Linked DNA regions of Homo sapiens: region 1 is linked to region 2. The links are chromatin contacts, found by Hi-C or POLR2A ChIA-PET in ENCODE. All regions are on one chromosome and are shown on one strand. The core of a region is the stretch at or near the end of the contact, and the rest is flanking DNA. Distances in the headings are between cores, read along the strand shown.

Region 1 (4,464 bases), core at 696-3,195, 170 kb after region 2:
TAATAAATACGGAGGACTGTGTAAAGCTCGGGGCCCTTGTCCACTAGAGGCAAGGTGCTGCCCCCATCCCTTCTTCCAAATATACTCTTTTGTCTCTTGTCTTTTATTCCCACGTTCGCCCCCCTTTGTTCAGTCCCCCTAGGTCCGTGCAGGTTACACAGTGGCACCCCAAACAGCGACAGGATCGGAAGCTCTATAAGTGGCACTCGAACAGGCGGCAGTCCAAACACGGGACTATGAGGACGTGAACGAAGAAGGTCTGCTGGAGTAGAGGAACTGAAATTGACAAGACGCACGGGGACTCCGGGATGAGTCTGCCGATAGCGTATGTAAGGTCAGTGCCCTAAAGAAGTACTGGGGGCAGTGCTTTAAAGAAGTACTGGGAAGGGGAAGTTTTCTGAATCAGGTTAACAAGGGGAAGAATTTGTCTACTGAAGAAAAACATTATGTGCACTTGCTTAAGTTTCTGTTGAGACAGTCTGGAGCTCAGGTTAATTCGCAGGCACTAACTAACCTCCTGCAGAAGCCACAAATGGTTATTCACGCATCACCCATGGTTTCCACAGGCAGGCACTCTTGATGCGGAAAATTGGGACAGAGCAGGAGAAGGATTAAAACAGGCTCATCAAAAAGGTTTTAAAGTTGATTCTTCAGTTTTCTCCACTTGGAGTTTAGTTCATACTGTACTTCTGCCATTAGCTCCTTATTATTCTGCGGGACAGCAGGCTGAGTCTAAAAATCTGAAAGAATCTGTTGTCCCACCCACAGCGCCAACTGAAAATAAAAAACAGGTGAGGGAGGATAAAAATTGGCCTATACCGCCTCCTCCAATCGCAGAAACATCTGTACTGCCTCCTTCAGTAGCAGAAATAGAGACCCCAAAACAAACAACTTTATGCTCTGCTGCCATAGCTGGAGAGCCCTTAGGACCTTGCACTTTTCCTATTTCCGTAAGGCCCGATTCAAATAATCCACAGCAGTTTATTCATGAACACACCCCACTAGAATTTAAGTTGTTGAAGGAATTAAAAACTAGTGTGGTCAATAATGGAGTACATAAGCCCATGGTTCCCGGAAGAAGGAACGCTAGGCTTAGAACTCTGGGAATGAGTGGGGAGAAATCTTGAACAACATCAGGTGCAAAGGCATCAGGTCCCAGTAAAATCTTTAACGTTATGGGCTTTAATTAGAGCAGTCCTGGCTCAGTTTACACACAGAAGAGCCTAAAAAGAGGAAGGAGGAGAAAACGTCACCTGCCTTATCACCTTCTCTTCCCTCAGCCCCAATATCACTGGGCCAAAAATAACAAAGAGGAAACAGAGGTCTTACCTAAGCCTCCTCCTCCAATAGATAGGAAAAAGGACAGAGGATACGCTACAGCTATCAGTCCCTGTCTTGAGCAGGCAGCATTAGAAGGAGAGCTCTTAACCTGCTCAGTAATGCAAAATCGGCAAGGCAAGCAGGTGTATGTCTGTAAAAAGATAAGAAAGGCCGGGCGAGGTGGCTCATGCCTGTAATCCCAGCACTTTGGGAGGCTGAGGCGGGCAGATCACCTGAGGTGGGCAGATCACCTGAGGTCGGGAGTTCGAAACCAGCCTGAGCAACATGGAGAAACCCTGTCTCTACTAAAAATACAAAATTAGCCGGGCGTGGTGGCAAGTGCCTGTAATCCCAGCTACTCGGGAGGCTGAGGCAGGAGAATCGCTTGAACTTGGAAGGCGGAGGTTGCGGTGAGCCGAGATCGCGCCATTGCACTCCAGCCTGGGCAACAAGAGCAAAAACTCCGTCTCAAAAAAAAAGAAAGAAAAAAGGCATTAGAAGCCGAAACCGCGCGACCAAGCAAGCGGTGGGCGGAATAGAAGGTTCAGCAGCAGAAAAGCTGGCAGCGACCAAGCCCACAAGGTCCGCCCAGGCTGGCAGCATGCCCCACCCCCGGCAAAGGAGGGAGGGAGCGGCGCAGACACAGGCAAAACCTGAGCAAGTACAATGCGGCCGCCGCCAAGGACCTGCACCGCAGCCCTCTGGCTCTGTGAGCAGCCCATAGCAAAAGTTCATGTGTTACGTACGTCCCAGACTATGATTCTCTGCTAAGATTTAAGTAAAATGTAAGAATTTGAAAAACCTCTTTTCTAATAATGGCCACTGTTATCTCTCTCCTACCCCTAAGGTAGCTTTCCAAATTCAATTTAAGTAAAACAGTAACCTCTGAAGGGAAAGAGATTACAGAGGGCCCACGAATTCATTAATGAGTAATTAAAAGCTAGGCATGTAAAACCACACATTACCCTTTAAAGGAGAACTTTAAACCTAATTAAATGATATTTGTCAAATTAGAAGGTAAAAATGTTGTGTCCTTCTCAGAAAGTGAAGAAAAGTTGTAAGTGTAGTGAAAACTTATGCATGAATGACTGTCTTACCCACTGATTACAGATAGTGTGATTTGTACTTGCTAAAAGAGTCCTAAATTGAGTTCCCCAGCCAGTGAGTCACTGTTTTCAAGACTGTTTGCCAGATTAAAGTCCATAAACTTGGTCAGCCCAAAAACTCAATTACAAGATTTAAGCTATTCCGCCCGTGGTTTTAAGCACATGGTTAAAGTATATCATTTAAGTCTCTGCTTCTAGAGACGCGTTCAGATTTTCTTTTTAAACTTATTACTATTTCAGCTAGCAATCTTAATGATTAATGCAGTCCAAATGCTAAGTTATGACCCTCATATCATCAGGATTCGTTTAAGTAAAAGGCAATTCGAAGCGGTATTTCACTCCCCCATACCTAAGGCTTTAACACGGTTTACTGATGGGTCTGGTAAACATGGAAAAGCAGCAGGCTAGTAGAGACCACATAATTCAATCACTCGATCTGAGTTTACTAGCACTCAGAGAGCTAAGGTTACTCTGTTTATTTATTTATTTATTTATTTTTGAGACGGAGGCTCGCTCTGTCGCTCAGTCTGGAGTGCAGTGGTGCGATCTCCACTCACTGCAAGCTCCGCCTCCCGGGTTCACGCCATTCTCCTGCCTCAGCCTCCCGAGTAGCTGGGACTACAGGCACCTGCCACCGCGCCCGGCTAATTTTTTGTATTTTTAGTAGAGACGGGGTTTCGCTGTGTTAGCCAGGATGGTCTGGATCTCCTGACCTCGTGATCCGCTCGCCTCGGCCTCCCAAAGTGCTGGGATTACAGGCGTGGGCCACCGCGCCCGTCCTATCAGGTTACTCTGTTTATTTATTAAAGAACTTTTACAACTTTAAGCTTGCTCTGGACTTTGCAGCCTTATGTTGCAAATATAGCCATCAATTTATGGGGTCGAGACTTACAGCATGGGATAGGAGACTTACAAATGAAAACTTTGATAATCCAGGATTTAAAATGTTGAAGAACATGGGATATCAGAGTGAAAAAGGTTTAGGGAAATTTCTACAATGAAATCCTAACCCGATATCAGTAACTGGAAAAACAGATAGAAAAGGGCTAGGACACAAGGATTTCTGACGGGGGGGTCATTGATATTTGATATTTCTCCTTTGCCCACTGCCTTACCATTAGAATGGCTCAGTGACAAACCTGTGTGGGTGGATCAATGGCCCCTATCACAAAAGAAGCTAGATGAACTTCATCTGTTGGTAAAAGAGCAATTGAACACAGGACATATAGAAAAGTCAGTTAGCAGGCCGGGCGCGGTGGCTCACGCCTGTAATCCCAGCACTTTGGGAGGCCCAAGCGGGAGGATCACGAGGTCAGGAGATCGAGACCATCCTGGCTAACACAGTGAAACCCCGTCTCCACTAAAAATACAAAAAAAATAGCTGGGCATGGTTGCAGGCGCCTGTAGTCCCAGCTACTTGGGAGGCTGAGGCAGGAGAATGGCATGAACCCGGGAGACAGAGCTTTACTCCAGCGTGGGCGACAGAGCGAGACTGTCTCAAAAAAAAAAAGAAAAGTCAGTTAGCCCCTGGAATTCTCCAGTATTTGTGATTCCAAAAAGGTCCCAAAACAATAACGACCTCTGGGGTTTCAGCTCAACATTCAGAGCTAACTGCAGTCATTCAGGTTTTACAGCTCACAGCTTCAGATCCTATCAACATTGTCTGTGATTCAGCTTATGTTGTAAATGTAGCCAGTCGCGTAGAAACTGCTACAGTTAAAAGTACACTAGACCCAGAACTGCTTAATTTATTTCACTTATTCTCAAATGCTGCATGCTACATGCCAAACAGGTGAGACAGCTGGTCATGTATGGTGACATCATCTGTCATCATTTGCTCATATGGGAATACCTAAACAATTAAAAACTAACAATGGACCCACTTATACTGGCCATGCTTTTCAAAATTTCTTACAGCTTTGGGCTATAACCCATAAAATAGAAATTCCTTATAATCCTAGAGGACAAGGCATTATAGAGCAGGCACATCAAACATTACAACACATGTTGAAAAAACAAAAAGGGGGTATAGGAGGCC
Region 2 (4,124 bases), core at 1,238-3,737:
CTGGAGTGCAGTGGTGCCCTCAAGGCTCACTGCAGCCTTGGATCTTCGGGGCTCAAGCGATCCTCCCGCCTTAGTCTCCCGAGTATAGTAGCTGAGACTACAGGAATATGACACCATGCCCAGCTATTTTGTTTGGTTGTTTTCAGTAGAGATGAGATCTTGCTATGTTGCCCTGCCCACTCTGGTCTTGAACTCCTAGGCTCAAGCAATCCTCCCACCTGGGCCTCTGAAAGTGCTGGGATTACAGGAGTGAGTCACTGTGCCTGGACTAAAATTTTTAAAAAATGTTTTCTTTCCCGTGTCTCTACTAAAAATACAAAAATCTGCCGGGCATGTCGGCACATGCCTGTAATCCCAGCTACTTGGGAGGCTGAGGCAGGGGAATCGCTTGAACCCAGGAGGCCGAGGTTGCAGTGAGCCAAGATAGCACCATTGCACTCCAGCCTGGGCAACAGACACAGTGAGACTGTCTCAAAAAAAAAAAAAAAAAAAAAGTTTTCCTTATTTTCAGAGGTGTTGATAACATTTTTAAATAGTGCTATTCATTTGTCTGTGGAAAAATGATAAAATATGGCAGCTGTTTCAAATGTAGCATGGGAAACACATAATTGATAAGGATGTCAATTGGCGAGGGGAAGTTGGTGTTTTTGAATGTGAGGAGAAAACCAGAAATTTAGGGATTTACTGTCATACCTGGGAAGAACTAGGCTGGGAGAGGGGTCCCAAAAACTCCCTCTTTGATCAAACTAGTCAGGCTCCTCAGAGCCCCCCTCTTCTTGAGTAGACTTTGGCCTTTTCCTGCAGAGCCCTGTGGTAGCAAAAACCCTTCTAAGGGAGTTTAGAGAAAATTCCCCCAAACCTGATATCCAATCAAGTCCCTTTTCCCTACGTTTGACAATCTCTTCCCTAATTCTTGACACTAAACCAACTTCCATCCTCTCCCTCACCTTGCCTATTAGCTGTAAATTCAATACTGTCGTTGATGCAGCCTTCACCTCCTGGGCTCAAGCAATTCTCCTGCCTCAGCCTCCAGACTAACTACAGAAGCGGCCATCATACCTGACTAATTTTTTTTTTTTTTAACAGAGTCTCGCTCTGTCGCCAGGCTGGAGTGCAGTGGCACCATCTCGGCTCACGCAACCTCCGCCTCCTGCGTTCAAGCGATTGTCTTGCCTCAGCCTCCCGAGTAGCCGGATTACAGGCACGTGCCACCACGCCCAGCTAATTTTTGTATTTTTGGTAGAGTCGGGGTTTCACCATGTTGGCCAGGATGGTCTCGAATTCCTGACCTCGTCATCCGCCCGCCTCGGCCTCCCAAAGTGCTGGGATTGTAGACGTGAGCCACCGCGCCCGGCCATACCCGACTAATTTTTTAAAATATTTTGTACAGACGGGGTCTCGCCATGTTGTCCACGCTGGCATCACCTTGCCTTACGCTGGAATGTTAAATATACTCTTTTAAATTGGAAAGGAAATGAAACCCAAATGTAAAGAAAAAAAAAAAAAAGCTCTATGGGGGCGGGGGGAGGGGGGCGGGCCAAACTCTGATTAAATTGTTGTGCCTCACAAACTAGCCTTGTATAAAAAACGTTGTAATCCTGTTAAATTTCTTGCCTATATAAGCAAGAACTTAAACTTTTAAATTTGAAACACTGAGCCCATTTCCGTGGATCCTGTGTTTTCCCAAATGGGCCATTCCCAGCTTCTTGCTTGAGTAAACTTTAAAAAACTGGAATCTGATTCTTTTATTTCAGGTTGACAAGTCCACATACGGCGACAGCATCACTGTAACTAATCAAGTATTTAATCCTGTTTGCCTCCTCATGCAACTTATAAAAGCCTTTTCTTCAATCACAAGCCATGACCGGGTGTTTCTCACTCGGAATCGCTGTTGCTCCAACAAACTCTTTAACTGTTAACAGAGCCTCAGTTTAATTTTTAGCAGAAGAAAGGCGGGACACATCCGACCCCCCATGACCCTCCCGTGGCCCCCGCACAATCTGGGAAGACGCCGGGCTGCGGGCGCGGAGCTGCCCAGAGAGGACTCCGGGGCCGGGGCCGCAGTCGCCGCGTAGGGACGGGACAGGACGCCCGGGGTCCCAGCTGCGGGCCCAGCCCCACCTGGCGGCCGAGCGGACCGAGGGCCAAGCCACGCCATGGGGGACGCGGGTCCCAATCGCCGGGGTCGCCCGAGCGGAGGCCTGGGTCCCGCCACAGCAGGATCCTGTTGGTTCCACCCAGCCCCTCTTCCACGTATCTGGACGCTAGGCCGGGCACTTTACCATTTCCCTGCTTCTTGGTGTCCCGGCGTCCTCTTTATGACTCCGGAGCAGGTCACAGCGCAGGTGACAGCGTCACAGGAGCCGTGGCGGAGGCACCTGGGGCCTCTCGGAGCAGCAAGGACTGGATGCAGAACGCAACGGACCCCAGCAACAAAGGAGTGCAGAGACTCTGAGTGCGGCCTTCTGCTTCCCCGGATTGACAGTTGGCAGGGCCCCGTCCCAGGGCCCCTGATTGGATGGGGTTCCAGGCTCCGCCCCTCAGCCCTGAGTGACAGGGTAAGCCCTGGGTAACGGAGCCCTGCAGAGCCCGGCTGATTAATCCTAGCTACAGCCTTTCTAAGGCTAAGCTCACTCCCTGCGCCCTGGTCGTTGGCTATCTGCATTTCAGCCAAACTTGCTACTTATTGTTAGAAGGGGCACTGTTAGCTTCCTCGATCTTTCAGAAATGTGTGCTGGGAATTCCAGACTCGGTGTTCAATGGAGTCATTCCTTTGCCTCATAGCAGGAAGGAAATCCAGGCCAGGCCAGGCCAGGCAAGACTGCACCAGGAGGGAGAGGCAGGTGTCCTCTACAGGGCGGGAATTGGGGATGAGACTTCCTCACACTCCCCCCGTCCCACCCCTGAATATGGAACCGCTTCCTCCCCCTAGACTTCATTTTCACCAGCAGAAGTTCTCACCTGGGGTCAGTTTAAGCTTCTAACCTAAGTAAACTATTACCTTCACAAACCCTTTCTCCAGGTGACATGTCAGACAAATCTTACTGAGCCTGATCTTCACAGATTATCTTTGTATGTACAAATTACAGTCTGTCGCCGGGACCCTTTGCACGTAAAAACCAAACACTGCCCCCGCAAAACGTCCCTAGGCTCTAGGTACAGCCCCAGTAAGGACAGAACCTCCCCCCAACCCCCCTACACAAAGTGCACCTGCACGTGAGTCTCCTGCTTTCCAGGGCTCTGTAGCTTCTCAGGATCCACATTCCTTCCGCAGCTGTTCTGAGCAGCTGGAGGCCACCTGCAGTAGAGGGCAGGCTGCCCGGGAAACACCCAGGGGAGCTCCCTTTCCCTCCCTTTGCCGGCTCCAGACTGGCCTCAGCAGGGTGTCACTGGCCTTAGGCTCTGCTGCCCCCTACAGGTTATTCACTTCATTGATCGGTTACCTGAGACAAACACCCTCAGTTCCACTGTACGTATGTATAAAGTGGGGAAGGAAAATTCTAAGATAATTGAAGTGAATTAAAAGACTTGCAGGCAGGGTGCGGGGGCTCACGCCTATAATCCCAACCCTTTTGGAGGCTGAAGCGGGAGGACTGCTTGAACCCAGGAGTTCATCATCCTGGAAAACGGAGCCACACCTCGTCTGTACTAAAAATTTAAAAATTAGCAGTGCGTGGTGTCCTGAACCTGTAGTCCCAGCTACTCGGGAGGCTGAGGTGGGAAGATCTTGAGCCCAGGAGTTTGAAGCTTCAGTGACCTATGATCTCGCCACTGTGCTTCAGCAAGAGTTGTGATAGTTGTATCAGATAAAATAGACTTTAAATAAAAAACAGTACAAAAAGACAAAGAAGATCATGAGATACTGATAACAGAATCAATTCAGCAAGATAATATAGTAATACTAAATATATATGCATCCAACATTGGAGAGGCCAAATTAATAAAGCAAATATTTCTAGACCTAAAGAAAGATATAGATAGCAATACAATAATAGTATGGGACTTCAGCACCTCACACACAGTAGTAGATATATCATCAAGACAGACAATCAACAAAAAAATTGGACTTAAGTTGGACTTTGGACCAAATGGAGCTAACAGACGTTTACAGAACCCAACAACTG

What was found. A loop is a pair of places that touch in the nucleus more often than their neighbours do. ChIA-PET counts read pairs that join two places held with the same protein, here RNA polymerase II (POLR2A). Pooled maps may share reads with other maps.
Region 1: a loop to region 2 is called in a pooled map, with 4 times the contacts of the local background. The contact joins the enhancer-like site here to the promoter of ZNF491 in region 2. A Hi-C loop is called at or near these places in 5 of 50 pooled maps. POLR2A ChIA-PET finds 5 or more read pairs at or near these places in 3 of 52 experiments (HEK293 and WTC11).

Annotation. Positions count from the first base shown.
Region 1 is chr19:11,622,277-11,626,740 of GRCh38, reverse strand. No RefSeq gene overlaps it. Among named protein-coding and RNA genes, the nearest start is that of ZNF627, 27 kb to the right of the region's middle. RefSeq lists an enhancer at 2,603-3,103. Within about 2 kb of position 1,945, at least 13 of the 41 ENCODE cell types and tissues checked have a DNase peak (open chromatin) inside an H3K27ac peak, as active enhancers do.
Region 2 is chr19:11,796,886-11,801,009 of GRCh38, reverse strand. It overlaps ZNF491 (zinc finger protein 491), which reads right to left and starts at 2,487. Exons shown (of 3, transcript NM_152356.4): 1 at 2,283-2,487. RefSeq lists enhancers at 2,226-2,385, 2,396-2,495, 2,721-3,232 and a silencer at 3,326-3,495.